Regions from separate parts of the Homo sapiens genome. Here region 1 is linked to region 2. A link is a loop called in an ENCODE intact Hi-C map of the cell type or tissue named here. Cell type or tissue: PC-9. All regions are shown on one strand. Each heading gives the region's core, and the rest is flanking DNA. Links, peaks and the distances in the headings are about the cores only.

Region 1 (15,713 bases), core at 5,052-13,051, 49 kb before region 2:
TTATGTATGGGCTTGTTGACTTTGCTTTGTCCTTGCCCTTGCTCGCCGGTTGTCCCCATTAAGCTGTGAACTAGGCGGTAGGATGTGAACGTGGTGAGGGCCTCACATCCCTCCATTGGCTCATCCAGCAGCGTGTGTCAGCAGCCAAGCAAGGGCTCTCATGAGCCATAGTTTAATGGATACACCTGAGGTTCCCATTTTAAAAATGTTTTCAGCTGGGTGCAGTGGCTCACACCTGTCATCCTAGCACTTTGGGAGGCCGAAGCAGGCGGAGCAGTTGAGGTCAGGAGTTAGAAACCAGCCTGGCCAACATGGTGAAACCCTGTCTCTACTAAGAATACAAAAAAATTAGCCAGGCATGGTGGCGGGAGCCTGTAATCCCAGCTACTTGGGAGGCTGAGGGAGGAGAATTGCTTGAACCCGGGAGGTGGAGGTTGCACTGAGCTGAGATCATGCCATTGTGCTCCAGCCTGGGCGACAGAGCAAGACTCCATCTCAAAAATAAATAAATTGATTAATTACATTAAATAAAAATGTTTTCGAGAGAGGAAGCAGGGGGATGAAGTGGGAGAACGCGCTGGCGGTCGCCAGGGAAATGGTGCTGGCGGCTGGAAGAAGAGAGGCAAGGGGGAGAAGTGAGCTGAGCCACCACCCAAGGCAGGTGCAATCAACAAAGCGGGCCATCCAACAAGTGCGGATTGTGAGTATCAGGACCCGAGACTCCCATGTGGGCCGGGTGGAGTGCCGGACAGGTGACTGCTATAACCACGACTGGGAATTAAGAGAGGCGCACACATCATCTCTTTCAGTGTCACAAGAACCCCAGAGGTGGCCCAGCTGAGGGGGGCAGTATTGATAAGAATGGGGTTTGGCTGGGTGCGGTAGCTCACGCCTGTAATCCTGGCACTTTGGGAGGCCGAGGCAGGTGGATCAGTTGAAGTCAGGAGTTAGAAACCAGCCTGACCAACATGGAGAAACCCCGTCTCTACTAAAAATACAAAGAATCAGCCAGGCATGGTGGTGCATGCCTGTAATCCCAGCTATTCAGGAGGCTGAGGCAGGAGAATCACTTGAACCCGGGAGGTGGAATTTGCAGTGAGCCAAGATCATGCCATTGCACTCCAGCCTAGGCAACAAGAGCGAAACTCTGTCTCAAGAAAAAAAAAAAAGAGAGAGAGATAATGGGGTTCACCGTGTCAGAGGAGGGATGCACAAGCCCGAGTCGACCAGGAGAATCCAAGTGAGTCTGGGGGTTGCAAAGATCACCAGGACCCCGAGAGAAGCCGACAAAATGAGCAGAGGAAACTGCAGATTGTTTACCCTCTGGGGGTGCCGAGGGATGCTGTGGTCTCCCAGACAGCCAAGGAAGGAGGGAGCCCGCCCTGCTCTCAGTTGCCCTGGCAACGCAGCCAGCCTTGGTTCAGGGAATTAGAATGAAAAAGCTGCATGCAAATGAGGTAAATTGCAATTAGGGGGGAAGAGCAAACACTTGGCCTGTTCTTGAGGCCGCACTAGGGAGGTGTCCAGGAGGTATTTGTGCAGCAAAGAATGAGGCCGCAAAAAGAAGAACTCACATTGCATAAAAGCCTACACCAGGCCCAGGGTGCCCAGGGGTCCCTTGGGTCCTGGTGGATCCCCCGCTTAATGTTGGTGGTGGTCAGATGTCTGGTGAACGTCAGGAGTCCCACGGCTGCCCCTGACCAGTATAATGCCTGCTGCAGAGACCAGAGGGAGCAGGATCAGCTGTCAGCACTACCAGAATTATCTCCTTCTTACAGATGAGAAAGCAGAGGCTTGGAAAGAGTGCACAACTCACCCAAGCTCACACAGCTGGTGATAAATTCAAAAGTCAGATTCCAGACCCCTCAACCATTCACTCACTAAGAACCCCAGGGGACTGGGCATCTGCCCTCATACCAAAAACAAACAATTCTCTAAAGATGAACCCCCCATATTCTGACAAGTATTCTGCTACCCACCTCGTTGCTCCAAACTGAAACCCACCAATGCAGCCCTGCCCACCTGTATCGTTAATGACTTTATAAAACATGAGGGAGGGCCAGGGACCATGACGCACGCCTGTAAACCCAGCACTTTGGGAGGCTAAGGCAGGAGGATCAATGGAGAACAGCCTGGGCAACACAGCGAGACCCCATCTCTATAAATAAACAAAGTAAACATAAAATAAAATGTGAGGGACAACCAAGGAGCATTGGACTTTGAGGAATGCCTCTGACATTCAAGGTGAAAGTAAAGAGCTGGGCGCAGCGGCTCACACCTGTAATCCCAGCACTTTGGGAGGCTGAGGTGGGGAGACTGCTTGAGCCCTAGAGTTCAAGATCAGCCTGGGCAACATGGTGAAACCCTGTCTCTTCAAAAAACAAAAAAGTTAGCCGGACGTCGTGGCATGTGCCAGTAGTCTCAGCTGCTTGGGAGGCTGAGGTAGGAGGATCACTTGAGCCTGGGAGGTCGAGGCTGTGGTGAGCTGTGATTGTACCACCGCACTCCAACCTGGGCAAAAGAGTGAGACCCACACACAAAAAACAGAATAAACAAACAGAAAAAAAAATTCCCTAAAGTAACAGAGAATTAAGGAAATGCATGAGAACTTCAAAAACAACCACCACAAAGACCTCTAATCAGGATCCTTAGAAAGACTGGAGAAGATGCTGTATTCGTAAACCAAGAACTGACTACTCTGAGAAAGGAACGTTCTGAAAACAGGAGAGAGATCCTGTCTCCAGTGATCGGCAGAGCAAGAAATAAAGGAATACGTATATTGCCAAAAGAGAAGGAGGCACAACAAGAGGACAAGAAAAGGTGTGGGGAGACGGAAACTCCCAGCAGAGGAAGGCGCAGGAGCCGGGATTTTTGGGCAGTGCATGCGGTCCCTGGTGATTGAGCGGCCAGTCCTGCAGCAGCGGCTCACCTGCCCCACCCCCATGCCACCCCTGCCGGAGGAGTGCCCAATCTGTCCTTTCCCCATGGGTCAAGAGGCAAGTTGTCTATTGTTCCTCTGGCTAACCCTACCTTGAAAGTGATTCCTTATCCCCCAGAGCAGGCAATGGAAAAAGAGAAGTATTGTGCTCTGGTCCGAAGCCTGCATTCCCTTCTGTGGGGGCGGGGGAGACAGGGTTGGGGGGGTGCCAGTGTTTATTTTCCTAACCGACAGATAGCCCGGGATTATGACCTAACTTCAAACCACCCAAGCAAGAATGTGCTTCTATTGTTTTGTCTTCAGAAGCCACCTTAGTGTGTAGTGCAGGGTCGACCCTGGAAAATAGAAATCATGGAAACTAAGACGTGATGAGGGACTGGGCTGATAAATAGCTCGGAGCCGGGCAGGAGCCAGCTAATCACTGCTGCAGAGAAGCAACAGCTCTGATTCCCCTAAGTTAACCCAAGCTGGAGGAATGCTGACAGTACGATCTGCCTGGCCTGGGACGGGGATACCAGGTCACTGGGATGAAGACAGGCAGGGCTGGGCAGTCAAAATCCTACAACACAGATAGCCCCCAAGTGCAGAGAACTCTAGAGGCCACGCCTGCAGATACAAACAGGATGGAGCCACACTGGTGGACCAAGATGCTGTCCTGTGACCCTGAGACCCTGAAGCCGGAAGGATTGTCTTAGATTCCCAAAGGGCAGCTGCTTCTCAAAGGGTTACTACTGTCATCCGCCCTTGGTCAAGGGCATCCTTAGTGAGGGTGGGAATTTTAAGAAGCAGTCACATTTTGTGTATTTGTGTTTGTCTTTCTCATCCTTATGTCACAGAGCATCCACTGAGCTGAAAGTGAAAAAACAATCGTGTATGCTTTGAAGTCACAGAGACTTGGGTAAAATTCCTGCTTCTGCCACATACTGGCTGTGTGATCCGGGATCAATCCCTGAGGCTTGCTGAGCTCCAGTTTCCTTGTCTGCAAATGGGAGAAGTTACTTTTTTTTTTTTAGACAGAATCTCGCTCTGTCGCCCAGGCTGGAGTGCAGTGGTGCTATCTCCGCTCACTGCAACCTCCGCCTCCCGGGTTCAAGCCTCCCGAGTCGCTGGGACTACAGTCGTGTGCCACCATGCCCAGCTAATTTTTGTATGTTTAGTGGAGATGGGGTTTTGTCATGTTGGTCAGGCTGGTCTCAAACTCCTGACCTCAGGTGATCTACCCGCCTCAGCCTCCCAAAGTGCTGGGATTACAGGCGTGAGCCACCACACCTGGCCGGGAAGTAATTTTTACACTGAGGTGAGGCTCAAGCAAGTCTCCCCTCCTCAAGGGAAGGCTCTGTTCTTGATGGGTCCCTGTTCTTATACCCTTAATGCCTAACGGAAGCACTCCTTCAAGACACAGTTTAATCTTCCTAACTTGGTGGACCAAGATGCTGTCCTGTGACCCTGACACCCTGAAGCCGGAAGGATTGTCTTAGATTCCCAAAGGGCAGCTGCTTCTCAAAGGGTTACTACTGTCATCCGCCCTTGGTCAAGGGCATCCTTAGTGAGGGTGGGAATTTGAAGAAGCAGTCACATTTTGTGTATTTGTGTTTGTATTTCTCATCCTTATGTCACAGAGCATCCTTGTGTGGTGCCAACACCCTTGTGTGGTGGGTATCATGGGCGATACCACTGCCAGGTGCTTTAAAGGCAGCAGCTCGTTCGATACTGACACAGCCCTCTCAGCTAGGATTTCTTTGCATCATCTCCTTTTGCTGATGGGGAAACTGAGGCTCAGAGAGGTTGTGTAATGGAGCCAAGGTCACATGTCAGCAACAGCAGCAGAAATTGCTGGCAGAGAACTATGTTCAGACTCCCTTCCCTTCACCTCTGTGCTCTAGGGCCTCAGAATATGTTTTTTTGTTTGTTTGTTTTTGTTTTTTTGAGACAGGGTCTCGCTCTGTCACCCAAGCTGGAGTGCAGTGGTGCAATCTTGGCTCATTGCAGCATCCAAGTCCTAGACTCAAGTGATCCTCTACCTCAGCCTCCTGAGCAGCTGGGACTACAGATGCACACCACCATACCTGGCTAATTTTTGTATTTTTTTTGTAGAGACAGGGTCCTGCTAGATTGCACAGGCTGGTCTCTAACTTCTGGCCTCAAGTGATATTCCCACCTTGGCATCCCAAAGTACTGGGAAGAATACTTTTGAAAATGAATCTTCTGCCGGGTGTTGTGGCTCACGCCAATAATCCCAGCACTTTGGGAGGCTGAGGCAGGAGGATCACTTGAGGCCAGGAGTTAGAGGCCAGCCTGGCCAACATGGTGAAACCCCATCTCTACTAAAAATACAAACGTTAGCCGGGTGTCGTGGCTCACACCTGTAGTCCCAGCTACTTGGGAGCCTGAGGCAGGAGAATTGCTTGAGCCTGGGAGGCGGAGGTTGAGGTGAACAGAGATCGTGCCATTGCACTCCAGCATGGACAACAAGAGCAAAACTCCATTTCAAAAAAAAACAAAAAAACAACGAAGTCCACTTAAAGTATTAGTAACTGGATTATTAAGAAAAAAAGAGAAGGAAAGAAAGAGAGAAAGCCACAGGTAAATAAATGACTTTGGAACTCATCCTGGGGGATAGGGGCTCAGCAAAGATCTCCAAGCCAGGCTCCCATTGTGCTCACAAGAAAACTCTGTAGTTAGGTCTCCAGTAGGTACTGATTGCAATGCAAACAATTACAAGCTGTAAACGGCCTCTGCTCAGGGGAGAGGTCCAGGGATCCCCCCATGCATGCATGCATCACTAGGAGCTATGTAGAAATGTTTCAGATCCCTTCTCTACATGAACTTAACCCAGTCAGATGAAGAGCAGCAAGGCCAGGAGCATTCCATTTACTGAGTGAGTTTAAGGTTTTGGGTTGTTTTTTCTTTGAGACAAGGTCTGGCTCTGTCACCCAGGCTGGAGTGCAGTGGCACAATCTCGGCTCACTGCAACCTCTACCTCCCAGACTCAAGCGATCCTCCCACCTCAGCCTCTTGAGTAGCCAGGACTACAGGCGCACATCACCATGCCTGGCTAATTTTTGTATATTTTGTACAGATGGGATTTTGCCATGTTTCCCAGGCTGGCCTCAAACTCCTGAGCTCAAGTGATCCACCCGCCTTGGCCTCCCAAAGTGCTGGGATTACAGGTGTGAGCCACCACACCCGGCTGGATTCTTCTTTATAAGCCCTTCGGAATAGGATCAAACCAATCCAGCCATTGGAGTCTTTCAAAGATGACACAGATGTGAGGTGAGTTTCGTAGAATCACAGCCTCGGTTTAGAAGCTGAGGCTGTGGTTGACTCTAGGAGCTTCTAAGGCCTTATTTATTTGTTTAGTGGCTGGAAGGTCAGATGGGGATGGGGAGAACCCTGGGTGATGTTTTCCGGAGAGGTGGACAGCTGTATTTCAGTCCCGCCCACCTCTAGCCAGCTATTATTCCCTGCTCATTTGCCAGGAACCTAGCTGCATATAGGCTGTCCTGCTGGGGGAACAGTTTTACTGGAAAAAAAGTGCCCGTCACATTTTTTACTGGAAAAGTTGAGAGGGTGGGAGGCAAGACTGGCTGGTTTCAGGTTCCCATCCATGCACTCAAGGCAAGCTGGGCTCACAAAAGCACCGCTCCCTCAAAACCCAGGGCAGGTTTTAGACCAACAACAGCCGAGTTTGGTTAAAAACGGTGGAAAATATTGGTGCTTTCTCATGGTTTTGGCCCCCGATCGAGTTGATGCCACTCCAGAGGTTCTAGCATTCCCAGTCTACAACTGCAGATTCTCAGTTTCTTCCAGAAAACAAGACGCCTCTCAACCAGCAAAATTGGTCATTTTCAATCTCGGTTTCCTTCTTGCCATTGCGTAAGTCCAATCTTGTTAAACCTACGAAGAGTGAGGGTCAGAGCCGTGTACCCCTAATTATATTCCCAACACTTACAATCAGCCGGCTGATGTGTAGTTAAGAAGCACAATCTTCATTGGCTTTTACAATTATCAGGAGAGGAGCAGATGGAAGTCACGGGGCAGGGCAGTTTTCTGAGTCTGGTGAATTTTGCTGATATGAGAAGGAAAGTGATAGTTTTAGAATCAGAAATTTGCCATAGAACAATGTCTTCTCTCCTGACCTCTGCACCTGCCAAGGCCCTGCTCCACCTCTGTCTTCTGTGTCCTGAGGAAGCCTTTCCAACCCCTTTCAGGATGAATGAACCCCCTCTTCTGTGCTCTCATCTCTTTTCTAGACCCCCAACTCATTGCTGCCTGAATAGCTCCATCCCACTAGACCAGAGACTTCCTGAGGCCAAGAGCTGTCCTACCCGCCGAGGACACCCTCATTTGCTTGAATGAATAAGCAAACGGCTCCTTCCTCCAGCCATCCCAGCCACTAAGTTTCACCTTGACCATGACTGGTGCTTCTCAGACCCAAACAAAGTAGCTACTGCAGGAAAGGGAGCCCCTGTAAAAATGAAAAGATGTTCATTAACATGGGGGAACACCTGTTTGACCTCCCAGTTTTCTGCTTGTTGGAAAATATTCTAATTTTTCCTCAGCAAGTAGATTTCCCTTCCTACGCCTTCGCCTTCAATTTCTTTTCTTTTCTTTTCTTTTTTTTTTCTTTTTTTTTTTTTTTTTTTTTTTTTTTTTGGAGACAGGGTCTCACTCTGTCGCCCAGGCTGGAGTGCAGTGGTGCAATCTTGGCTCACTACAACCTCCGCCTCCCGGGTTCAAGCGATTCTCCTGCCTCAGTCTCCTAAGTAGCTGGGATTACAGGCGCGCGCCACCACGCCCAGCTAATTTTTGTATTTTTAGTAGATACGGGGTTTCTCCATGTCGGCCAGGCTGATCTCAGGTGATCTGCTGGCCTCAGCCTCCCAAAGTGCCGGGGTTACAGGTGTGAGCCACCTCGCCCAGCCCAATTTCTTTTATAATCTGTCCCCAAAAAGGAAACTTACAAAATCCTCTTTAAAGAATATTCTCCACAGCAGCAGCAGATGAAAGAAAATGTTATTGAGTTGGGCGTGCCTTAATCACCATTCACTCTACTCTTAGCCATCTATATTTGTCTGTCTGCCCGATTCCCTTGTAAGTATTTGTACTAAGGAAATTTGACTTGCTGCCACTTGAGGTATTGTGGATAAGTGGCCTTTTTAGTTGGCAAATCCAGAACTTTCTATCGTCATCAACCCACACTTTGTGAGCTCCTATTAAGGAGTAATCTCCTTGCTCTACTATGGTCTTGTACATGAGCAAGGAGATTACTAAAGTTTTTAAAGTCAGCTAAGAAAATAAATCAACATTTTTGTTTGTCAGTAAGAGGTTGATGGCATATATATTTACTGTATATATATGTGTGTGTGCACATACACATATGTACATAAATGACACACATGGTGAAAGCAATGTTATTTGGTTAAGACTAAAGGCATTGTTGGGAAGGGAGGTGGGGAATTAGATGTTGATACAGTAGGTGTTTCAAATGTCGGATTTCAATGGTAATGGGAAGGAAAAGAAAGAAGAAAAATGGCTCCTTAGAATATATCAATTCATCATTTCCCATTTGCAAACATTGAAAAAAAAAATGAGAGAAGCTGTATGTCTTTCCTTGAGAGCTGCCTTTTAGCTCCCAGAGAGATGGAGTTTGGCTGATGTCAGGGTTTCTAAGGAAACGATGTATGCTTATGAATAGCAAAGCAAATAGACATATAAAACGCAAGTAAATCATTAATTGATTAATATTATTATTGATGGGATCTGGAGAGACTTACATATTCCTTCTTTATTCCAAGCTCTCAAAAGTTTTCTTTCATCGCAAAGCAAACACTCAGAAGGCCACTTTATGGATAATTATTCCCTCTTTGCTCCACACTCTAGAGACGAGGAAGGGCTCACTCTTGGATTTTAATGGATCAAAGAAAATGGTAAGCCAGGCAAGAGAAGTGTGCTTCATGTTTTCTGTCTTTTTTTAAAACTGATGGCTGTGGTTTTTGAAGAGAATGGAAAATGCATTAGGGATAGTTTGACTTAAACACGAAGCACCTTTTGGTTTGACAAACAGATTTGAGTAGAGGCTGAGTCACATCTTCTGACCCATGATTATGTCTGTTTCAATGGTGCCTTTCTCAGTGGCTGGATTCCATGGCGGACGGGTAGGGCCAGGAGGAGGTGCTGAGTGGTGCCAGGTGCAGGGTGGCGCAGTGTGGGGACGGCAAAAGGTGAGGGAATCCAGTATGCGCTGATGGAAAGCAGAGGGGGACGCCAGCCCAGTGGCCAGATGAGGCCGACGCACCCCCGGGAGGCCACGGTTGCAACACGAGGGTGTGTCCCAGCTTCCTATTAGTGAGTCAGCATTTCCTCCTCTGGTGCCCAACAGCCCTGGGGTCGCTGTGGAGGTTAGGGAGAGGTGAACCGTCCCGTCTGGATGATCCTTGTTTGCCTCTGGCCCTCCTTGTCAATCCAGACCACGACCAAGAAACCTTCCCTTCACATTGCGTCCTCCTCCCCTTGGCACTGCAAGTGCCCAACCTGAAATGTGTCCATGATCACTGCTATCCAGGAAGTGTGCAGTTGGAGACCAGCCCTCTCCCGAGGCCACACCTGGAGTAGCAGAGAGGGCAGACAGAGAACATGCCCTGTGCAGAGACCTCTTGGAGTTGCACCTGCCTTGCTGTGTGACCTCAGCCAGCCACTTAACCTTTCTGTGCCCTGGCCACCAATCCCCTCACAGCACCCCCCTCAAAGGGCTGCTGAGGGCATGCCTTTGCGTGCACCGCTCCTATTCTCACAGTGAGGGAAGCAAGGGCCAGGGAGACAGCGTCTTGGTTGGCAACAGGTCCAGCTTCTGGCCCCAGCTCTAGATACTGTGGGTGCCCTCAGAGCCTCCACAGGACTTTCAATGAGAGGGGTGCCTCATCCAGCCCACCCCTACATGTAGGCCAAGGGGATAAACTATCTCACATCCCCCACGTGGCGGCCCCTTTCCTCCACGGAGCTTGCTCAGGGAGGGACTCAGTGCCCGTTTGTTGATTGGATAAGGTTGGTCTGCGCAGGGAGGTGCTGTGCTGCAGGAAGGTGAGAAAAACCACAGCCTGAGAGCTGTGAGCCCCAGGGGCCTGGAGCAGGAGGCGGGAGCAGAGGAGAGGGCAGTTAATTCTGTTGGGGGTCGAGGGACAGGAACCCAGGACAGCTTCCTGGAGGTGGCTTTTGAGGTGGGTCTTGAAGAATGCACAGAAGCTTGGCAGAGGCTCAGAAAGCCAAGAGGGCAAAGCCATGGAAGTGTGGGGAGGCAGAGGGTGCCAGGGGTGCCGGCTGTCCCAGGACAGCAGCGAGGAAGGGGGTCTCTACTCCTTTCTCCTCCTCCTGGTGGACGATCTCAGACCCTGTAGGTCCCAGGAGGGGAGGGAGAAGCTTGATTCTCTGAGCCTGAGGTCTCTGAGGGCAGACCCTGTGCTACCCTCCTCACACCCTAGGAGCAGGTGCCAGTCTGGGAAGCTCTGAGGGCTTTTCCTTTTCAGAATGGGTGGGGGTGGCTATGTCTCAGCCTTCACAGTTGATCAGTGACACAGACCCTAGGCCTGTGGTCCCTGGTCAGGAAGTTGTGCTGGGGGCAGGGAGGGGCCTGCCCTCAGGTGCTGGTTGGCCTTGGTGGAGAGTGGGGAGTGCTAGGGGCTGGGAAGACTCCCCTGGGTCCCAGAGGGAAGGGCTGTGGAGGTGCTTGACTTTCCCACCTCATTGTGATGCGTCCAGGTGTGAGATACACGCACCTAACTACCCCTTTGAAGGGATAGGGCTGGCAACTCGCAGGCCTCAGAATGAGGGCACACAGTAGCCCTAGGGTCAGCTGGGCCCTTTGTCTTTGTGGCAGCTACACTCAGCCTGAAGGGCAGCCAAGCATTCACATCTGCCAAGAACCTGGGACTGAATCCTGGAACACAGTCTACACGTCTCCCATCCCAGGTCTAAAATGGGAAGGTGGACAGGGGAGGAAGCCGAGAGAGGGTCACCCCCGCCCTCCCCTTCCACCCTGGAAGAGGCAAAGGGGTGCTCCCTTACCCACGTTTTGTTGATTGGACAGTTGAATTCAGAGAGGTTGCCCGATGGACCAGAAGAAACACAGCCAGGAAGAAGCCGTGGTAGCCCAGAGCAGGAGCCCCTGAGGCCCGTGCTCCTCCCTCAGGCTTGTGGGGCTCAGTCCAGTCCCGCGCCCTCCTCTCCAGGGAGCAGCCAGGCTGGGTTCACAGCGCTCTTGCTCCAGTCCACAGTCTCTGCTGGGTTTGGGCGAGTGCAAGGCACAGTAGCCCAGAATCCCAGCTCCCAAATCCCATGAGCTTTGCCACGGCTCAAGCTTCTGGGCCCATCTGGAAACGATGCTGCCGGCCTTACGGGGTGCCTGTGGGGTTCATGGGCCGGCGTTTGAAGAGGCAGTGGTGGTAGGGGCCCGGAGAGCAGGGCTGGGGCTGGTCCCTGTGGGACGGTCACCCCCAGAGGAAAGGTGTGGAAGGCACAGGTGGACTCTCATGGGGCTCTCAAATCACCCGAGATGAAGGTTCAGTGCAGTCCCCAGGCACAGACCCCAGAGATCCTGACTGGGAGGTCTGGCGTGGGGCCCCAAAAGGTGTAATTTTCCCCAGCACTGCAGGTGTGGGGTCCGAAGCAGGTGGTCCGTGCACGGCACTCAAGGCCTTGGTCCAGCGTCAGTGCGGGGTTCGTGCAGCAGCCACATGGGCTGACTGCCGCTGGCCCTGGGAAGACAGGGCAGGATGAGGCTGGGCATCCCCCTGGGCTTGGGACACAGAGGGAACACACGGATGTAGGGTGTGAGCCTACAGTGCATCCTCTGCTCCCCAAAGTGTGCCACCATTCAACATAAAGCCCGTTGCATTTGCTGTCCACGCAGCCTTCAGTGAACCTGTCTATGGGCACACTCTCAGAATCAACAAATTACGGGGCTCGAAATCAAAATCCGCCTCTTCCCCCTATACCAGAAAGGCCTGTCTGTGCCCAAATGTTGAGGGAAATGGATCTGCCTTGACCCTTTCCTTTGGCGCGATCTCAGCTCACTGCAACCTCTGCCTCCAGGTTCAAGTGATTCTCTTGCCTCAGCCTCCTGAGGAGCTGGGACCACAGGTGCGCACCACCACACCCAGCTAATTTTTGTATTTTTAGTAGAGACGGGATTTCGTCTTGTTGGCCAGGCTGGTCTCGAACTCCTGGCCTCATGTGATCCACATGCCTCCGTCTCCCAAAGTGCTGGGATTACAGGCATGAGCCACCGCGCCTGGCCACCCTCTCCTTTCAATGAAACGCTTTTACCTTGGTTTACAGACTCAGATGAGATACTTCCCATCTGTTCATAAAGGGAACAGATTCTGACTTGTGTTCTAATCTTGAGTACCAAAAACTCCCCTAGAAGGGAGCTCTGCATTTTCAGAGGCTCACCCACGTGCCCATGTAGGGTCTGAGAAAGGTCCTGCATGGGTGAGTGATTTAGGGACAGGCGGTAAACTGAGGAAGTGACACAAAGCCTCCTGCACAGAGATCCCACATTCTACCTGGTATTACTCCCATTCTCTGCACTGCTGACAGCTCTCAAACAGATTCTTTCCACGAGGAATTAGCCCGCACACAACATGAATGGGCTCGTTTTATATCAGAAGGCTGAATTTTAACTGACAAATTGGACAGGTTCCCTAAGGCAAGGGTTGCTAAGCTTTGTCATTCTCGCTAAAAATGTGATTTATAATATATTTCTATTTGCTAGACACTCCTTTTCCCAGGAATGAAGACCCAGCCCAGAAACAGGAGGTCTGCTCAGTATCTTGACCCCATATAAAAATATGCTCCTCAAAAGTTTTCATTAGCATATAAACAGATATGCATCAATCAATCTGCAGCATGGCCACGTCAGCTTTATTTCATTATGTTTTAATGATATTTTAAGCAGCCAAACTCTTAGAATTCAGGACAGGGCAAGAGTAACCCACAATTTACTTTAGAATTTTATGTTTTAAAGGAAAGATCTAAGGGTCTGATGAAAGGAGTTGTATTTCCTCGGATCTTTTCTTCCACTTTATAAAATAAAAACCATTTTTGTTGCTTCTTAAGTACTCTGGTATTTACAAATGCAGAATATGTCAGATATTAGAGATCAACCCACACCTTCAGCCAAGTTTCCTCAGAGATCCTTTGTAAAAAAAAAAACCACACACACAAAAAGTGGGTGAAACCGTCTGACTTCTTAGAAGTCTGAGTTAAAAGTTGCAAACTCATTTTGCCCAAGATAACCAGAAATGCTCTAAGCTAAGTGGGCAGAAACAGATTTGATCTCTGTATCTGATTGCTGGCAGAAGTCAAGCAGCCAATTTTTCAACAATGTCTCCATATCATGAAACTTCCTAAAAATCTTCAAGGGAGTAACCTGAGCTTGTGAAAAATGATCCCGAATGTCAATAGGACAAAGCTTCCCTTCCAAGATATAATTAGGGGAGCTTGGAGCAGGCCTTTCATATTTGAGTTGACAAGCATCTTTTTTCCTTTGTTCAGTCTGTTCTGGAGGGCTTTAGGAGGGCTTCGCCATTTCTTTGTTAAGAGGAATGGTTGAAACAAAATTTGTATAAGAGGAATCATTTAAAATTGAATCCATCCAATAGGAATGTTTATTTTACCCAACGTTTTTCTGTGTGAGAATAATACCTGTTTTTTCTAGGTAATATATGTCTTTTATTTAATCACATGCATATTTAAGCCTCTAAGTTCTCTGTTCAAAACACTGATTTTTTTTTTTTTTTTTTTTTTTTTTTTTGAGACAGGTCTCGCTCTGTCGCCCAGGCTGGAGTGCAGTGGCGCTATCATGACTCACTGCGACCTTGACCTCCCAGGCTCAAGCGATCCTCCCACCTTAGCCGCCCAAGTAGCTGGGACTACAGGTGTACATCACCATGCCCAGCTAATTTTTCATAGAGATGGGGTTTCACCATGTTGTGCAAGCTGCTCTTGAACTCCTGGGCTCAAGCAATCTGCCCACCTTGGCCTCCTAAAATGTTAGGATTCCAGGCATGAGCCACCGCACCTGGCCCGTAACACTGATTAAAGACATACAGATCGGCCGGGCGCGGTGGCTCACGCCTGTAATCCCAGCACTTTGGGAGGCCGAGGAGGGGGCAGATCACGAGGTCAGGAGTTTGAGACCAGCCTGGCCAGCATGGTGAAACCTTGTCTCTACTAAAAATACAAAAAATTAGCCAGGCATGGAGGGATGCGCCTGTAATCCTAGCTACTCGGGAGGCTGAGGCAGGAGAATCACTTGAACCTGGGAAGCAAAGGTTGCAGTGAGCTGAGATCCCGCCACTGCACTCTAGCCTGGGTGACAGAGTGAGACTCCATCTCGGAAAAAAAAAAAAAAGATATACTGATCATATGAGCAAAGCATTGCTAAGAAGGCTGATGTAATTGTTAGGCTCCACTGAGAGACGCCTGGTGTCTAGAACTTACGATGTCCAGGCTGGTGGGAGCTGGCCTGGAGTTGGTACCCCGTGGCGATAGAAACATGAATGCATGAAGAGTATCTACAGAAGGGACCAGAACCTTGAGAAGACTCAGAACTCTCAAGCAGAGGCCGGTTGCGATGGCTCAAGCCTGTAATCCCAGCGCTTTGGGAGGCCGAGGTGGGCAGATCACTTGAGCCCAGGAGTTCGAGACCAGCCTGGCCAACATGGTGAAACCCCCACTCTACTAAAAATACAAAAATTAGCCGGGGGTGGTGGCGCATGCCCGTAATCCCAGCTGCTCGGGAGGCCGAGACAGGAGAATTGCCTGAACCTGGGAGGCACAGGTTGCAGTGAGCTGAGATTGCACCACTGCACTCCGGCCTGGGTGATAGAGCGAGATTCCGTCTCAAAAACAAACAAAAAAACCAAAAAAACCTCAGAACTCTCAAGCAGGACTTCTCAACCTCAGCACTGTTGACTTTTGGGTGGGACAATTCTTTGTTGTGCGTGTGGCGGGATGGAGGTGCTACGCCATGTACCTTAGGATGCTTAGCAGCACGGGGGCCTCTCCCCACCAGACGCCAGGAGTGGTCTCCCTCCTCCGGGTAGATCACCAAAAGTTCTCCAGACATTGCCAAATGTCCCCTGCAGGGCAAAATCGTCCTCGGTTGAAATTGTCCACTGCTCTAAAGAATGCAGGAAGTTGGGCACACTTAGCTCGGAATGAATATTTACAGGGAACATTAAAGCTGTTTGTAGGCATCGTACGAAAAAAGTTATTCTGATTGTTTCAGAAGGCTGAGCAAGAACAAACGGGGCAAACCTGTATTTTGACTAAGGAACAAGGAGACCTTTCTAGAAGAACCGCTCAGCTCCCAGTCCCCAAAGTGTGTATGTTTAGACCGGGCGAGGATCCTGAATCAAGGTCCGGGCCTCTTTCCTCGGAAGAACAGACCGACCGATGGTCTTCTGGGCACCCAGAGGAGCAGTCAAGCGCGGTGCTTGCTGAGAGCTTGGCCTCCGTGGGTGCCATTTAATCTGCGGTTGGGAGAGGTATTCAGAGCTTTGCAGATGGGCCTCTGCCGTTCCTCAGGGCCCACTCCAGTGCCCAGGGAGGGTGGGCAGAGCAGCGGAGGCAGGGGGCTTGCGGTGGGGCTGGGGCCGGCAGAGGAACAAACGGACTCACAGGACGTGCGGCAGGCAGGAGAGCCCTCTCCCGACCTGACCGTCACGGAAGCCTCTCAGCCGGTGTCTGAGCTGGGACTGGGACCCAGAGTCCT
Region 2 (15,713 bases), core at 3,113-11,112:
GCCTTCCCCCACAATCTCGAGTCCCAATCCCTGTTTTATCTTCTCTTTAGGGCCCTTGCTTCATCAAGTCTTTAACCTCACCAGGACCTACAGTCTTTTGACCCTATTTCCTATTTACTACCCCTTTTGTTTTTCATTCCCCTTCTTAATGTTCACATTCCCATCTTGATCTGGCTTAGATCCATGGATGAGTAATAAGAGCATTTTTTAATGTACATCCTCAACTCCACTGCCTCCTCTCTAAACTTTGTTATGTTTGCCTGGTAAAACTCCAGCTCTGGTCAAATCCAACTTGTTACCTTTGCGACAGTACCCAAATAGCTGAACAAGGCTAGAGAAAAACATACAGCCGTGCAGACTGCTCTCACTTTAACTTGCTGATCACTAACTAACGTGGCCCTTAATGCTACCTGTCAGTCCCGCTGTTTGCCCTGGTCCCTTGACTCTCCTGCTCCCCGAGTCAGGTATTTCATGCTCCACCCTCTTCAAACCTCCATCCCATCTCCCTCATCCTCACTCTCAGCTCTCTGAAAATAGGAGCAACTAGAAGATAATTTCCAGGAACTCTCATCACCCTCTCTGCCCACCTACTTGTATCTGTGCCCGTAGCCTGCCTTTGCTTCTGGTCTGTGGATTAGCGATCTTGCTCTGAATATGAGCTCCCCTTAAGTTTGCACTAAATTCCATTGCCTTTTGCACACATTGCTCCAGCAGTCTTCTTCTCTCCCCCCTTAAAAATCATCAGTTTTACCCTTTCTATTGGATTGCACTCATCAGTTTATAGATCTGCTGTAATTTTTCCATACTAAGAAAAATCTCTCCCTCCATTTCCCTGAGTGATAATCCTTCCCGGATCTCAGAACTCAGTCCTCAGACCTCTTCTCTTTTCTGCCTATATTTACTTTCAGAGTATTCTCACTCAATCTTGTGGCTTTAATAACTTCCGTTTGCTGGTGACTAACATTTTTCTTTAGCTGGACTTCTTTGTTTTTTTTTTTGAGACAGGGTCTCGCTCTGTCACCCAGGCTGGAGTGCAGGGGCACGATCTGCAGCCCTGACCTCCCAGGCATAAGCAGTTCTTCCACCCCAGCCTCCCTTGTAGCTGAGACTACAGGCATCCACCACCACACCCGGCTATTTTTTAAATTTTTTTTGTAGAGACAGGGTCTTACCATGTTGCCCAGTCTGGTCTTGAACTCCTGGCCTCAGGTGATCCACCCACCTTGGCCTCCCAAAGTGCTGGGATTACAGGCATGAGCCACTGCACCTGGCTTAGCTAGATTTTTCTCCTGAATGCTAGACTTGTTTATTCACCTGACTACTTCACATTCTACTTGTATTTCTACTGATCCTCTCATCCACCAGATATCCTCAGAGTACTCTTGTTTCTGTAAACAATAAATACATCTTTCAATTTATGGCTCAGGCTAAAGTTTTGATGTCATCCTTCACTCCCCTTTTTTAGACACCCTCATAAGAATCCATCATCAAGTCCTATTGGCTCTATCTTTAAAATATCCAGAATTTGATTTCTGTTTACCGTATCTGCTGCTTTCCCTCTGCTCCAAAAACAGCCCCCTAACTGGTCTCCTGCTGTCGTCTCTTTCTCCCTTTAAGATTGATTCTTTACAAAGCAGCCAAAGAGATCCTTTTAACATGTAAGTCAGATGATGTCACCCCTCTGCTCAGAACCTTCCATGGGCCGGGCACGGTGGCTCACGCCTGTCATCCCAGCACTTTGGGAGGCCAAGGCAGGTGGATCACCTGAGGCCAGGAGTTTGAGACCAGCCTGGCCAACATGGTGAAACCCCATCTCTACTAAAAATACAAAAATTTGTTGGGCATGGTGGCACATGCCTGAAATTCTACCTACTTGGGAGGCTGAGGCATGAGAATTGCTTGAACTTGGGAGGCGGGGGTTGCAGTGAGCTGAGATCCTGCCTCTGCACTCCAGCCTGGGCAACAGAGCAAAACTCTGTCTCAAAAACAAAACGAAAAAAAGAACCTTCCATGGCTTCACATCAGGATAAAAGCCAGCGTCCTTCCGTGGCCTACTGTGCCTGTCCAGGGTGGCTCTGTCTTGTCTCTCTGAGTCGCACTTCTCTTTTCTCACTGGGGTTCATTGAAGCCAGCCCTGACTTCCCTGTGACGTGCTCTGTATGCCTTTGCCTCTAGTCCAAGCTCTTCTCCCAGCAAGATGCATAGTTGGCTCCCTCACCTTCTTTGGATCTGTGCTTAAATACTACTTTTAAAATAAGGTTTAAATAATATCTTATGTACAAAATCTTTCTCTAAGCATGTAAAGACATTCTCCTTATATTTTCTTCCAAAGCCTTGCAATTTTGTCTTCCATGTAATTCCTAAATCCACCTGGAGTTACTTTTTGGGTAGTGTAAGTAAGGATCCAATTCAGTTTTTTTCTTTTTAGATTAACAGTTGTTACAGCACCTCTTCGAGCACAGTCCATCTTCCCCAGGTCTTTAATGCTATTGATAGATGCCATTTACCAAGTTACCATGTATACACAGTTCTGCTCTTGGGCTGTCTTTTCCAGTGGTTGACTTTCTGCCTCTGTGCTAATTTCACCTTTTCTTAGCTTCTCTTTCATTTTCTTCTCTTTTCATGTTTTCTTAGAGACAAGGTCTCGCTGTGTCACCCAGGCCTGAGTGCAGTGTTGTGATCATAGCTCACCATAGCCTTGAACTCCTGGGTTCAAGCAGTCCTTCTGCATCAGGCTCCCAAGTAGCTGGGACTACGAGGCACAGACCATCAAGCCCAGCTAATTAAAACAAGTTTTTTTGTTTTTTTTTTTTTTGTAGAGATAGGGTCTTGCTATGTTAGGCAGGTCTTGAACTCTCCTGGCTTCTGCCTCTCAAAGCACTGGAATTATAGGCATATGAACCACTGCGCCTGGCCGCCTTAGTTCCTTTCATTTAGCACAGTGCGTTTGTTCTGATGAAAGATGAATTTTCAATGTGATGAGGACAGTGGGAAAGAGGAAGTGTGTGGTTTTTGGGGAGTGGGGAGAGGACTGGTATGTTTGGAGCCCTTTAAAGCAGGGGTTGCCAGACCATGGCCAGATCTGGCCTACTACCTGTTTTTTTTATGACCCATGAGTTAAGAATGGTTTTTTACGTTTCTAAATGGTTGGGGAGATGATAAAGTTTCATGACACATGAAAATTATATGAATTTAAATTTTAGTTTCCACAAACAGTTTCATTAGAGCCCAGCCATGTTCACTTGTTTAGGTGTTTCCTGTGGCTGCGTTTGTGCACTGGGGGAGTTGAGAGTGTGACAGAGGCTGTTTGGCCATCAGAGCTGGAAATATTCACTCTCTGACCCTTTACAGAAAAAGTTTGTGACCCTGCAAAATGGATTGGTCTGGGTTGTCAGGACGGCTTCGGAATCCTGGATGTGACAGAAGAGGAGAGAAGAGTGTGAAAAGAAGTTTTGAGTTCTGCGCAGATTTCAAAATTTTACCCTAGGCTGTTTGTGGCAGGAGATACAGATGTTTTTATTTTCTGTTTTTGTTCAATCCTGCCCAGTCAAATCAGCAAGATTATGGTTTTAGATAACAACCAGTGATTGTTGTTTTAATCTGTGAACTTGTGTGGATTTTAATAGTTTTTCTCACTGGCAGTTGTTAAACTACTCTAAACCACATATGCCAGTTTTTAAGTAAATCTAAGGTATTAGAATAAATCTTTTAACAAGTATGAAGGTCTTAGTTGTAGCATTACAATGACTAGCATGTAGCTTTTTTTTTTTTTTCAGTAGGAGGTCCCACCTGATGATTGAACTGTAAAATGTGTGTGCATACAGTATATTAGACCTATCTAACCTGTTACATATAATCACAGGTAGTTTTCTTTAATTTTACTCAAACAGAACTTGCCAAGATTAAACCCTACAGATCTGTTCAAACTTGAGGGAAATGAAATTCTACCTTTTGTATAATTCAAAGGATTTTTTTGGTTCTGTAATGTAACATTTCATTTATACATTGTCTTCAGGGTATGCATTCCTTTGTAATAGGAATGTCTAACGGTTGAATTTTAATTGTCCTTGTAAGTACTTTCCGCCTTCTGTGAATGAAGTAGCTAAGCTTTTTAAAGTCGCTGTACATTTTTTGTTAGTTTGGTTAAAGCAGAAATGACAGCAGTTATTATTAATAACTTTTGTAATATTGGAGTGATTGATCTTTACTATTTCATTGTCGTTAATCATTACACATATTTAGCTGCATTGTCTTGACAGTGAACGTAGATTTTGCAGACAAGAGTATACTAGGACTATTCTGGATCTGTAATGCCAAATAGTTTTCTTTCAAGGCTGTAGAGAAGGTAAAGATGTATAGAAGAGTTAAATGCTTTCATAGTATTTACTGTTACTGAATAAAAGCTTCTTTGTCCTCATCTGATGAAAGTTGTTGACATATTATATTGTATAAAAATATGGTGAATAGAAGCTATAGATATTTATTATATGACTCTAGAGGAAGAGTTTTACTGACACCATTTATAAAAGGAAACACATCTAAAACATGTTCTTTGCTCTTAAGAAATTTAAAATACAGTTAATTGGGTTATAACTCCTCCCAGACCCTCAAGCTTATCCACTGTATCATTTAATGGGAAAGGAGAAATTCGATGTTTGCTTAACAGCAGTCATAAAATATCTATATGATATTCACATCTTAAAATCTGACACGTTTTTAAGTTTCTGAGTAGAGATTATATGGATTTCTTAATGGGAAAGGGAGGGTTGAGCTGATGCCTCACTTTCCCCTTTCTGTTGCTGACTCAAAGGGTACTGATTTCACTGCCTATGTCAGGCTTGATTCCTGGCTCTGAGCACAAGCTCTGTAAGTGCTTGGATTACATAGCAAGGCTGTGATGCAGTCAGGGGCCACTTTTGAGTGTGCAAACAGTCTCATCACTGTTTAAAACTTGAACAAATTCAATTAATGGGTGCCAATTCTGGGCCCTAGAGATACAGAAAAGAATAAGATAGTCTCCATTTTTCAAGGACTTAACAGTCTAGCCGGGGAGATAGGTTATATAAATCTTATCTGATGTGGACAAGTTATTCCAGTCTTATGAACAGATCTCCAGGGCTTCATAGAGGGAGTCTGTTTGTCTGGAAAAGTGGAGGAGTTTCTCCAGGTCTGAGTTTCCCAAAGGTTTGAAAGGAGATGCAGGCCAGGCGCAGTGGCTCACGCATGTAATCCCAACACTCTGGGAGGCCGAGGCGGGCAGATCACGAGGTCAGGAGACCGAGACCAGCCTGACCAAAATGGTGAAACCCTGTCTCTACTAAAATACAAAAAAATTAGCCGGGCGTGGTGGCATGCACCTGTAGTCCCAGCTACTCAGGAGGCTGAGGCAGAAGAATCACTTGAACCCAGGAGGTGGAGGTTGCAGTGAGCTGAGATCACGCTACTGCACTCCAGCCTGGGCAACAGAGCAAGACTCCATCTCAAAAAAAAAAAAAAAAAGGAGATGTAAGTTTCTCCCAGGCAGAGGATTGGGAGATTTGGAGAGGACTTTCTTCTGGTGGTGAGATATGTTTGAGCAAAGACAGAAGATTGGCGAAATCGGGGGTTTTCAGGAATCCATGGTTTACAACCTGGGGAGAGCATATGACAGTGATCACAGCTCCACATTATTTTTTCTTTATACTGCAAACGCGAATTATTGTGTGCCAAATAGATGCTGTCATGATTACTCTTTAGTCGCTATTAATAGTTATTTGGATTTCAGGAATGTTTTGGTTGGCCTTAGCTCAGTTAAATGCTTTTCATTTGGTTAAAATTATTATAAGGGCATGGTGCATATATAACAAATTACCATGTAGCATTGGGAATTATTCACAACATAGTTCATGAACTTAGTATTTATTCTATGGTCGGGAAATCATTTTTCCCATTTTCTTTAAGAATATTGCTTTTCTTCTGTCTTGTTTAGTCTGTACCATAGTTTGATTCCAAAGCTTTTGCTGTGCTAGATACCAATTTTGAGTAAAACAGATGTTACGATTGCAAGGAATGACTTCAGGGAAGACCATTCACGGGGGAAAGGTGGTTCCCATATAAGAGGCAGACGGCAAAGGATCAGGTGAAAGAAATAATTCTCGCTGCTTTCTTACAGCTGTAAATACACATTCTTAGTCATCTCAGTAGGAAAAGAGAGGCGTTATTGAAGCTTATTCAAGTTGCAGAGCTCTACTTTTACTTGACTATAGCATTAAATAATAAATGGCTTCAAAACTTCATGCAGATGGGGCAAATAGAGGTGATTAGTTTTGTTCTTTGTCCTAGAAATTGTGATCAGCCTTAGCATTCTTCATAGTGTTTTAAACTCCTGGTTATTTTCTTAGCTGATGAGTGTCTACAATATATTTGGTACTCCTTAAAGCTACCTTAAGAATGTTAGTGAATCGGCCAGGTGCAGTGGCTCACACCTGTAATCCCAGCACTTTGGGAGGCCGAGGTAGGCAGATCACGAGATCGGGAGTTCGAGACCAGCCTGGCTAATGGTGAAACCCTGTCTCTACTAAAAATACAAAAATTAGCCGGGCGTGGTGGCGTGTGCCTGTAGTCCCAGCTACTCGGGAGGCTGAGGCAGAAGAATTGCTTGAACCCAGGAGGCAGAGGTTGCAGTGAGCCAAGATTGCACCACTGCAACTCCAGCCTGGGCGACAGAGCAAAACTCCGTCTCAAAAAAAAGAGTGTTAGTGAGTATTCTTCCATTCTTCTTACGGCAATGCTGTCACTAAAAAATGGCTTATGTACTTGTTTCATACAGTTTATTGAGGCAAGATTAGTGCTGTACCCTTGAATTTTCATTTCTTAATTTGGTCACTCAGTTGCCGAGACACTGAGTCAAAGTTTCATTATTTACACTCAGGGCTGACTGGGGGAGACATAGACAAATTATTTTATGTGCAGTTTCCCAGTTTTTAATTAATTTATACTCTGCCTCTTTCAAAACCAAGTTTGAGATACCTTAAAAAATAAATACGAGAAAAAGATAAGGGGGGAAATTAGGGGTAGTGGAAAAGCCAGATAGAAAAAGTAAGGATTCATGTTGTTTGGGTCATAAATTTGACTCCAGACTTAAGAAAGGCCCCGACAGAGAGAAAACATAATAAATAATGTGAGTTCTATTGTCTGTTCGTAAGATAAAAACACACATCACTTGGTGTATAAGAAGCCATGGTACTGAAGTTCAAGGAAAGACGTGTTTCCTCTGCCCCCGGAAAAGGGGCTTCCATAGGTGTCTTCTGCGGCAACTGAGCAGCTCTGTAACCTGGGCAGCTCAGTGTCCAGAGTTCTGAATGAACATGTGGCTCCCTGCTGGTCTGGCTCAATCCAAGGGTGAAAGGTAGGGCACTGTGAATCTACAGCGAGAGCAGAAGGAGAAAATTCATATGGTCTGAATCATTTGGCATTTATAGAATCTCTTAAATTGTCCAATGTGGCAACTTTCCTTCTAACGTTAAAAGAGATTTGCTGTTTCTTTAGGGGATTTATGGAATGAGGAAGTTGGCTTGCATTTAGGTGCAATGTTGCACAAAAAATTCTTATCTTTAGAGCTCTGGAATGATAGCCAGTGCAGGCAGTACTCCTGGCATGAGAGGCACGCAGAGACTGAGATGCCCAGAGGGTACAACCACAGGTTCATCTTTCTCCCTGGGCATACATTCTTGGTGGAAGAACAGGCACACTTTACATTCTCCCCCTCTCCTTTCTCTCCCATCTATGTAGTTGACTGTAGAAGTTTGGTGTGTGTGTTGTCAGCCTCACTGTGTCTACAGAGTAGATAGTATCCTTGTCCTACAGGAATATTGTTTCTTATAACTGAACTTAGCTACATATTGGGTGACAGAGGACCAGAATATATTCTCTGTCTAGAACATTAAATAAAGATACTCTGTTCTGATTCAGGGTAGATCCATAAGCATGAGCAGTCACTGGAACTGGGATTTGGGTTGTCATGGGTAGTGGAAGTGCTCAGGCCAGAGTGCTTCACTTGGCCTTGTGTCTCTGCCAGTTACTGGCTGAGTGATTTGTGCAAGTTACTTACCATCTCTACTTCACTTACCTTATCTGTAAATGGAGAGGACAGTGTTGGCCTCATAAGGCTGTTGCAGAGACTGAGATAATACATGAGAAGTGACAAGAACAGTGTCTGGTGCATAGTAAGTGCTCAATATGTGTAGATCTTTTATTTGGTGTTGTAAATTAAGGAGCTAAAGCAGATAAACGTAGCGTACCTCCCCACAATAGTAGATAAAAGCAGTTTTCTGAATAGGACATTTGGAAATCATAATCTTTTTTTTCTGATTCGTGATAATTTTATCCTTTTTCAGAGAAACAGCACCCAGGACTATCTTCCAAAGAGTTCTGGATATCCTAAAGAAATCTTCTCATGCTGTTGAGCTTGCCTGCAGAGATCCATCCCAAGTGGAAAACCTGGCTTCCAGTCTGCAGTTAATAACAGAATGCTTCAGGTGTCTTCGCAATGCTTGCATAGAGTGTTCTGTGAACCAGAATTCAATCAGGTAGTTACACACGTACCTTGGATTCTGTTTCTTTGTATATGTGCATGCTGGTTCTGTCATTTGGTTTATCTGTTAGAAGTTGTTTTGGGCTGGGTAAGGTGGCTCATGCCTGTAATCCCAGCATTTTGGGAGGCTGAGGCAGGAGGATTGCTTGAGTCCAGGAGTTCAAGACCGGCCTGGGCAACATGGTGAGACCCTGTCTCTACAAAAAAAATACAAAAAATTAGCTGGACATGGTGGCGCACACCTGTAGTCCCAACTGCTCAGGAGACTGAGGTGGGAGGATTGCTTGGGCCAGGGAGAGGCAGAGGTTGCAGTAATCTGAGATGATGCCATTGCTGCAGGCTGGGCCACATTGTGAGACCCTGTCTCAGGGAAAAAAAAAAAAAAAAAGTTGTTCTGGCATGATAGTATCACCCACTGTTATTGCAGGATTGCCCTTTACATCTGCTGGGAGAGGCCCTCTACAGGCCTTGCCATTGGAGTCTCTCTGACTAGTGTATAAAATAATGGAGTGTGTTTAACATTAGGGGTTAGATTTCTTGTTTGTTTTTATCACATGTTTTGAGGTATTTGGTTCTTCATAGTGTTTTGAAGCTGATTTTGAGTCTTTGTTCCTAGATTTTACCTGCCTAAGTTTATATGCAGTTCTTGACCTCAGGTTGTAAATGTTTTAATTACTTTTAATGTTTTAATTTGTTACTCTTGTGTTTGGACAAGAAGCATATTTTGTAAATTTACAAGATGACCTGTCTTTCCTAAAGATCATGTAAAGTTCCAAGCTCTGCTTCCACCTATTTTATGATGCGCACATTTTTAAAAGTAGTTAAAACATGAGCAGGCGAGCTGTCCAGTGCTCTTCTTTGCTTTTACGTGTTACCGTCTCCTCCCAGAACACAGCATCTTTCTTCTTTGATTTTGTGGAACCTGCTTTTTATTAAAAATTTTTACTTGAAGTCAGAAGCCACAAACAGGATGCTCACTTTCCTTCCTGGACTTGGATGTAGACAGAGCCTCCAGGCTTCCCTGTCACCACTGTGACGGGTAAGCTTGGGCTGGTCCAGAAGCCACTTGAGGGACTCCCTTCGGTTAGACACATATACCCGAGGCTTTGATATGATTAATGAGATTTTTAAGATCAAAGGAGAGAGGGTAAAAAGTGAGTCGTGTAACTTCAATACTAAACCAAACCTGCCATCCATTTGAGGATAAATGGATAGAAACAACAATAATCTTGATAATAATAGTCTACATTCTAAAACATAACTAGTTATATGCTAGAAGCATCTGGCCAGAAGGCTAGTTTCTTTTGTCCTTTTCCAGTCACAAGGTGCTCTAGTGTGATGGGGAAGGAAAGGAGAGCCGTAGAACTAACTTTTGACTGTGGCTGGCAGATACACCTTTGTGCTTGGCTAATCTTGGTGGGGAAGGGAGTGAGCATTCGTTGAGCCTGCCTTCGGCATTGGGCTTTGTCCCAAGGGTTTTGCTTGTAGTATCTTCTTTAATTCTTAGAACAAACTCAAGAAATTTTTTCATTTTTACAAAAGATGAAACTGTAACTTGGAGAGGTTAAATAACTTGTCTGAGAGTCACTTGTTAAGTGAGAGAGGCTGGGAACATTCTCTCCATATCCAGACATCTGACTCTAAAGCTTAAGCTTAACAAGCAGTCTGCCCTTACTGTTCTGAGCTTAAGCTCAAAAGCAGTCTGGGCCAGGCGCGGTGGCTCACGCCTGTAATCCCAACACTTTGGGAGGCCGAGGCGGGTGAATCATGAGGTCAGGAGTTCGAGACCAGCCTGGCCAGCATGGTGAAACCCTGTCTCTACTAAAAATAAAAAATTAGCTGGGTGTGGTGGCACACACCTGTAGTCCCAGCTACTCTGGAGGCTGAGGCAGGAGAATCACTTGAACGGGGAAAGCGGAGGTTGCAGTGAGCCAAGATTGGGCTACTGCACTTCAGCCTGGGCAACAGAGTGAGACTCCGTCTCAAAAAAAAAAATGCAGTCTACCCTTGCTGTCCTGAGCCTTACACACTGGTCTTGTTGTGGATGACTGCTCCATCTTGACCCTGGACAGGTGACTTGGTCTTCCTGAGTATCAGTTTTGTCCTCTGTAAAACTAGGTAAGCAATGTCTTCCAAACAGGCTGGTTATGGGGTGTAAATGAGATTACTTATGTAAATGCCTAATGCACATTGTGTGCTCAGTAAACATTAAATGTTTCTGCCTCTGCCTCAGGAATGAATGTACAACACAAGTTTATGTTAATACTTTCTTTCAAAGCAGTCAATTTTTATTTTCTTTTTTGAGTAATATATGCAAACTATAAAAATTCTAACATTACAAAAATAAATACTATGACAAGTAAGTTATCGGTGGTCTTTTGGTAGGGCCAGCAAAGCAAGGGCTGTGCTGTTTGTGATATCTTTTTATTGCATGCAACTTATGGTTGGGCGGAAATGAAAATGAACATTTAAGGGTGTTAATTTTTCTGCCTCTTCCCTTCTAGGATTGTATTATTATTCACTGTTGATTTTTAAAGGAAAATTTCAACCATTTAGGGCAGCAATTTTCAGAAAAGAATTTTCTAGTTAGAAATACTACAAAGATTCTAGTAAAGACTTTGTGGCCAAGCTTAACTAAGGCCAGTATTTCTGAGCCAGTCAAGATTCAGATTGCAACTAGTACATATTTTTCTGATGTTTTACTTTAAGTCGTTAAAGAGTTCATCAAAAGGTGTGATGCTATTAAAGCCTAGATCTTTTTACATCTTTTGCACTTTGTGTGGACTGGGACTGTTTTTGCCAAGAATGCATGGAATGGGGTAAAATACAATAAAGCAAAGAATCTGAGTCATGGGAAACTTCAGGAAGTACTCAAAGAAAGCTGTTGGAAGCAGTTAGCTCTGCATGTAAATATAACCTCTACTGCTAGGGTTGCTATATTTTTCCTGTAAAGAGCCAGATAATAAATAATTTAGGCTTTGTAATCTCTGTCAGATTTCTCAGCTCTCCCATTGTAGTGCAAAAACAGCCATAGACAATATATGAATGAATGAACATGTCTAATTTTGTCTTTTTTAAAAAACCCAGGAACTTGGATACGATTGGTGTTGCTGTTGATTTGATTCTTCTGTTTCGTGAACTGCGAGTGGAACAGGAATCTCTGTTGACAGGTAGCATGCAATATAATTCATGGATTATTTATATCTTTATAAAGGGTTCAAAACCAGTACTTTGAGTATTAACATCATTCATTGAAACACATGTTCTGTATTTCATGAGATAGGGAAACTTTAATAGTGAATTATTAAAGAATTATAAAGTTGTATCAACTTCCCTTCCTGAATGGCTGAATTTTGTTCCTTTCACATTTGTATGTTGAAGTCTGTCTGTTCCAGTTGCTATAACAAAATGCCTTAGGCTGGGTAGTTTATAAACAACAGAAATGTATTGCTTACAGTTCTGGAGGCTGGAAAGTCCAAGATTAAGGTACCAGCAGATTGGGTGTTTTGCGGGGGCTGCTCTCGTCTTCATAGATGGTGCCTCTTGCTTTGTTCTCCTGTGGTGGAAGGTGGAAGGCAGAAGGCATAAACAAGCTCTCTGGGCCCCTTTTATAAGGGCACTAATCCCATTCACGAGGGCTGCACCATCATGACCTAGTCACTTCCCAAAGGCCCCATCTTATACTAGCAAGTTGGGGATTAGATTTCAGCATAGGAATTTCGGAGGGGCACAGATATTCAGATCATAGCATGGTCCTAACCCCCAATACCCAGAATGTGACTGAATTTGGAGATAGGATCTTTAAAGAGGTAATTAAGGTAAAATGAGGGTATATGACTGGTATCCTTATAGGAAGAGGAAATTAGGACATGGCCATGCTCAGAGTAGAGACCATGTGAAGACACAGGGAGAAGATGACCATCTACAGGCCAAGGAGCGAGACCTCAGAAGAAATCAGCCCTCTCGACACCTTGATCTTGGACCTCCAGCCACCAGAACTGTGTAAAAATAAATGTCTGTTGTTTAAGCCATTCAGTCTGTGGTAAGACTTTTAATATTTATGAATGTGACAGGCCCTGGTCCAGGTTTTGGGTGTGATTCAAACAGTGACCAAAACAGACAAAAAGTGTCTGTCCTTAGAGAACTCACATTCCGTTGAGGGGAACCACATGTTAAGTGTCTAAGTCAAGTATCTAGTGTGATGAAAATGGAACTTAGCTCTGATTGTTAACGGTTGTTGACTTGGGATTAAGAGAAACACCACACTTCTTTAGACTCATTAGTAGAATGGTTTTGGTCTTTGTTCTTCTAGCATCAACATCTTTCCTTTGGACAGTGGTTATTATCTTAACATAATGTTTAAAAAAAAAACGTAGATTTTTAATTTATGATCTCTTTGTGCCAGGAATTGAAATACTTTATGGGTAAACCTAAATTATTTGATAAAAAAATCTTAATGTAGGCTGGGTGCCGTGGCTCATGCCTGTAATTCTAGCACTTGGAGAGGCCAAGGTGGACAGATTGCTTGAGCTCAGGTGTTTGAGACCAGCCTGGGTAACATGGTGAAACCCCGTTTCCAAAAAAATACAAAGGCTGGGTGCAGTGGCTCAAGCCTGTAATCCCAGCACTTTGGGAGGCTGAGGCGGGCGGATCATTTGAGGTCAGGAGTTCAAGACCAGCCTGGCCAACATGGTGAAACCCCCTCTCTACTAAAAATACAAAAATTAGCTGGGTGTGATGGCGCATGCTTGTGATCCCAGCTACTCAGGAGGCTGAGGCAGGAGAGTTGATTGAACCTAGGAGATGGAGGTTGTAGTGAGCCGAGATCGTGCCATTGCACTCCAGCCTGGGTGACAAGAGTGAAATTCTGTCTCGAAAAAAAAAAGAACCGGGCATGGTGGCACACGCCTGTAGTCGCAGCTACTTGGAGGCTGAGGTAGGAAGATTGCTTGAGCCTGGGAGGTGGAAGTTGCAGTGAGCTGAGATCACGCCGCTGCACTCCAGCCTGGGTGACAGAGCAAGACTCTGTCTCAAAAAAAAAAAAAAAAAAAAAAAAAACAAAACCCCAGAAAATTTTAATGTAAATTTCCAGGTGGATAAGTTAGATGTACTAAATTATAGGTTAAATTTTGTTGTTGTTGGCTGGGCGCAGTGGCTCACGCCTGTAATCCCAGCACTTTGGGAGGCTGAAGTGGGCGGATCACGAGGTCAGGAGATCTACCTGGCTAACACGGTGAAACCCCGTCTCTAGTAAAAATACAAAAAATTAGCCGGGCATGGTGGTGGGCACCTGTAGTCCCAGCTACTGGGGAGGCTGAGGCAGGAGAATGGCATGCACCCAGGAGGCAGAGCTTGCAGTGAGCCGAGATTGCCGCCACTGAACTCCAGCCTGGGCGACAGAGCGAGACTCCACCTCAAAAAAAAAAAAAAAAATTGTCATTGTAATAACGTCTTTACCTTATAATTCAATGAATATAACCTTTAAATGAGAAGTCTCCAGTTGCATTTAAAATATTATTTGACTTACAAATTGTTTTATATACAGTTTTAATGCCTGTACTTTGCATATAACATGAGGCATATTTCTTTTTTTTTTTTTGAGATGGAGTCTTACTCTGTCGCCCAGGCTGGAGTGCAGTGGTGCGATATTGGCTCGCTGCAACCACCGCCTTCCCGCCGGGTTCAAGCGATTCTCCTGCCTCAGCCTCCCGAGTAGCTGGGATTACAGGCGCCTGCCGCCGCACTCGGCTGATTTTTTGTATTTTTTTATTAGAGATGGGGTTTCACCTTGGCCAGGCAGGTCTTGAACTCCTGACCTCATAATCTACCCACCTCGGCCTCTCAAAGTGCTGGGATTACAGGCATGAACCACCGCACCTGGCCACGTGAGGCATATTTCTATTGATGTTAATATGTGTGCTTCTCTTGGTAGATAGACAAGAACTAGAGGTGATGGTCTTTTTTCACAGGTGAAATAGGCTAAATTAGCGTGTTAGAGCACTGCCTGGTTTGGTTTAATTTCTGTGATTTCCTAGTGTTTTCATTTTAAACTCAGTTTGCTAGAAATTCTTGGATCTTGCTATTTGATTTTGAAGTATTCCTTTAGGAAATGGTAATTAAAAATTAATTACTTCCTTTAAGAATTTACAGACAAAGTGCATCACCATGTTTTTTTGAGCATCAGTTTTTAAAATAATCTCAAGAAATTGAAAGGATGTAGGATTTAGTTGTGAAATGTTTTTACGATATTATATATTTAAAGATACTTCTGTAGCTCTATTTTATAATAAAAGGGAAGCATCAGTACTCAAAATTGGGGAATTATAAATTAGCAGTAAAGTCCGTGTTTCACAGTGTCACTTGGAAGGGCAGCTATTTTGAGGTCTCTGTGTGGTATAGTAATTGAGAAAGAAAGTTGAGAATGTACTGTGTTTTATAATTGGTGATCCTGATGGGGCGGGCAGTGTGGCGCTCCAGAGCTGCTGTGCTGTGGTGGGCGGAAGGAGGTTTCTCTTTTAATGATATATGCTAAATAAAGAAGCAAAGGGGAAGTGCTGTACAAATGCTGTGATTAAATAACTATTAGAATGGAGCCAGCCCCTCCACCATGTGCTGGATTTCATCGCCACTTGCCCACGCAGAAGCTTTTCTCCTGAAATTATCCCCTTGCTCTCAGGCAGCCTCTGTTTTTTTCCTCTTTACTCCATCATTTTCATCAGCAAGTAATATGCCCTCCCATTTTTCATTTAAAAATATCTTCTTTTGACTCCATGTCCCCGTCAGTCCAGTATCTCGTTTTTCTGCTCTATCCCAAATGTGCTACAAAAGATGTATTTAGTTTTTACAATATATGGTAAAAGATTATTTCATCCTTCACAGGATTACTTTCCACTGAAGCAGGTAGATGACCTAAGAAAAAATTTAACGGAGCAGATATCTGAAACTACTTTTATGAACCAGTTTGTCATTGAGGAGTAAATTGGTTATTTGGTTGTTAGCTTGGCTATTCACTCATATTCACTAGGCAGAGAGGGCAGATTCTTACAGACCTGTTACATGTTAGCTGTATTAAATGTTGTTCTTAATTTAGGTAGTTGCATTTGTATGAGTTTAATTGTTTTTTATTGATGTGAGATTCACA

The links. Hi-C counts contacts between places; a loop is a spot of excess contacts. Peaks named below come from ENCODE experiments on the same cell type or tissue, not always from the same donor. Only the 100,000 strongest peaks of a DNase experiment are listed, where the experiment ranks them.
Region 1: a loop joins it to region 2, with 2.7 times the contacts of the local background. A loop is called at or near these places in 3 of 110 quality-filtered maps.

What each region holds. Positions count from the first base shown.
Region 1 is chr22:45,629,926-45,645,638 of GRCh38, forward strand. LOC105373069 (a long non-coding RNA gene) reads left to right here and starts at 6,056. Exons shown (of 3, transcript XR_001755590.2): 1 at 6,056-6,211. LOC105373067 (a long non-coding RNA gene) reads right to left here and starts at 10,504. Exons shown (of 3, transcript XR_938308.3): 1 at 8,716-10,504; 2 at 7,346-7,406; 3 at 6,690-7,007. RefSeq lists enhancers at 8,636-9,835, 9,124-9,418, 9,462-10,233. In PC-9, for the core only: no CTCF peak of the experiment used is centred there; a DNase peak (open chromatin) is centred at 9,266; H3K4me3 peaks cover 510 bases; H3K27ac peaks cover 3,742 bases.
Region 2 is chr22:45,681,337-45,697,049 of GRCh38, forward strand. It overlaps ATXN10 (ataxin 10), which reads left to right. Exons shown (of 12, transcript NM_013236.4): 2 at 8,376-8,567; 3 at 11,660-11,742. Among named protein-coding and RNA genes, the nearest start is that of ATXN10, 17 kb to the left of the region's middle. RefSeq lists an enhancer at 15,086-15,185. In PC-9, for the core only: no CTCF peak of the experiment used is centred there; a DNase peak (open chromatin) is centred at 7,545; H3K4me3 peaks cover 1,698 bases; H3K27ac peaks cover 8,000 bases.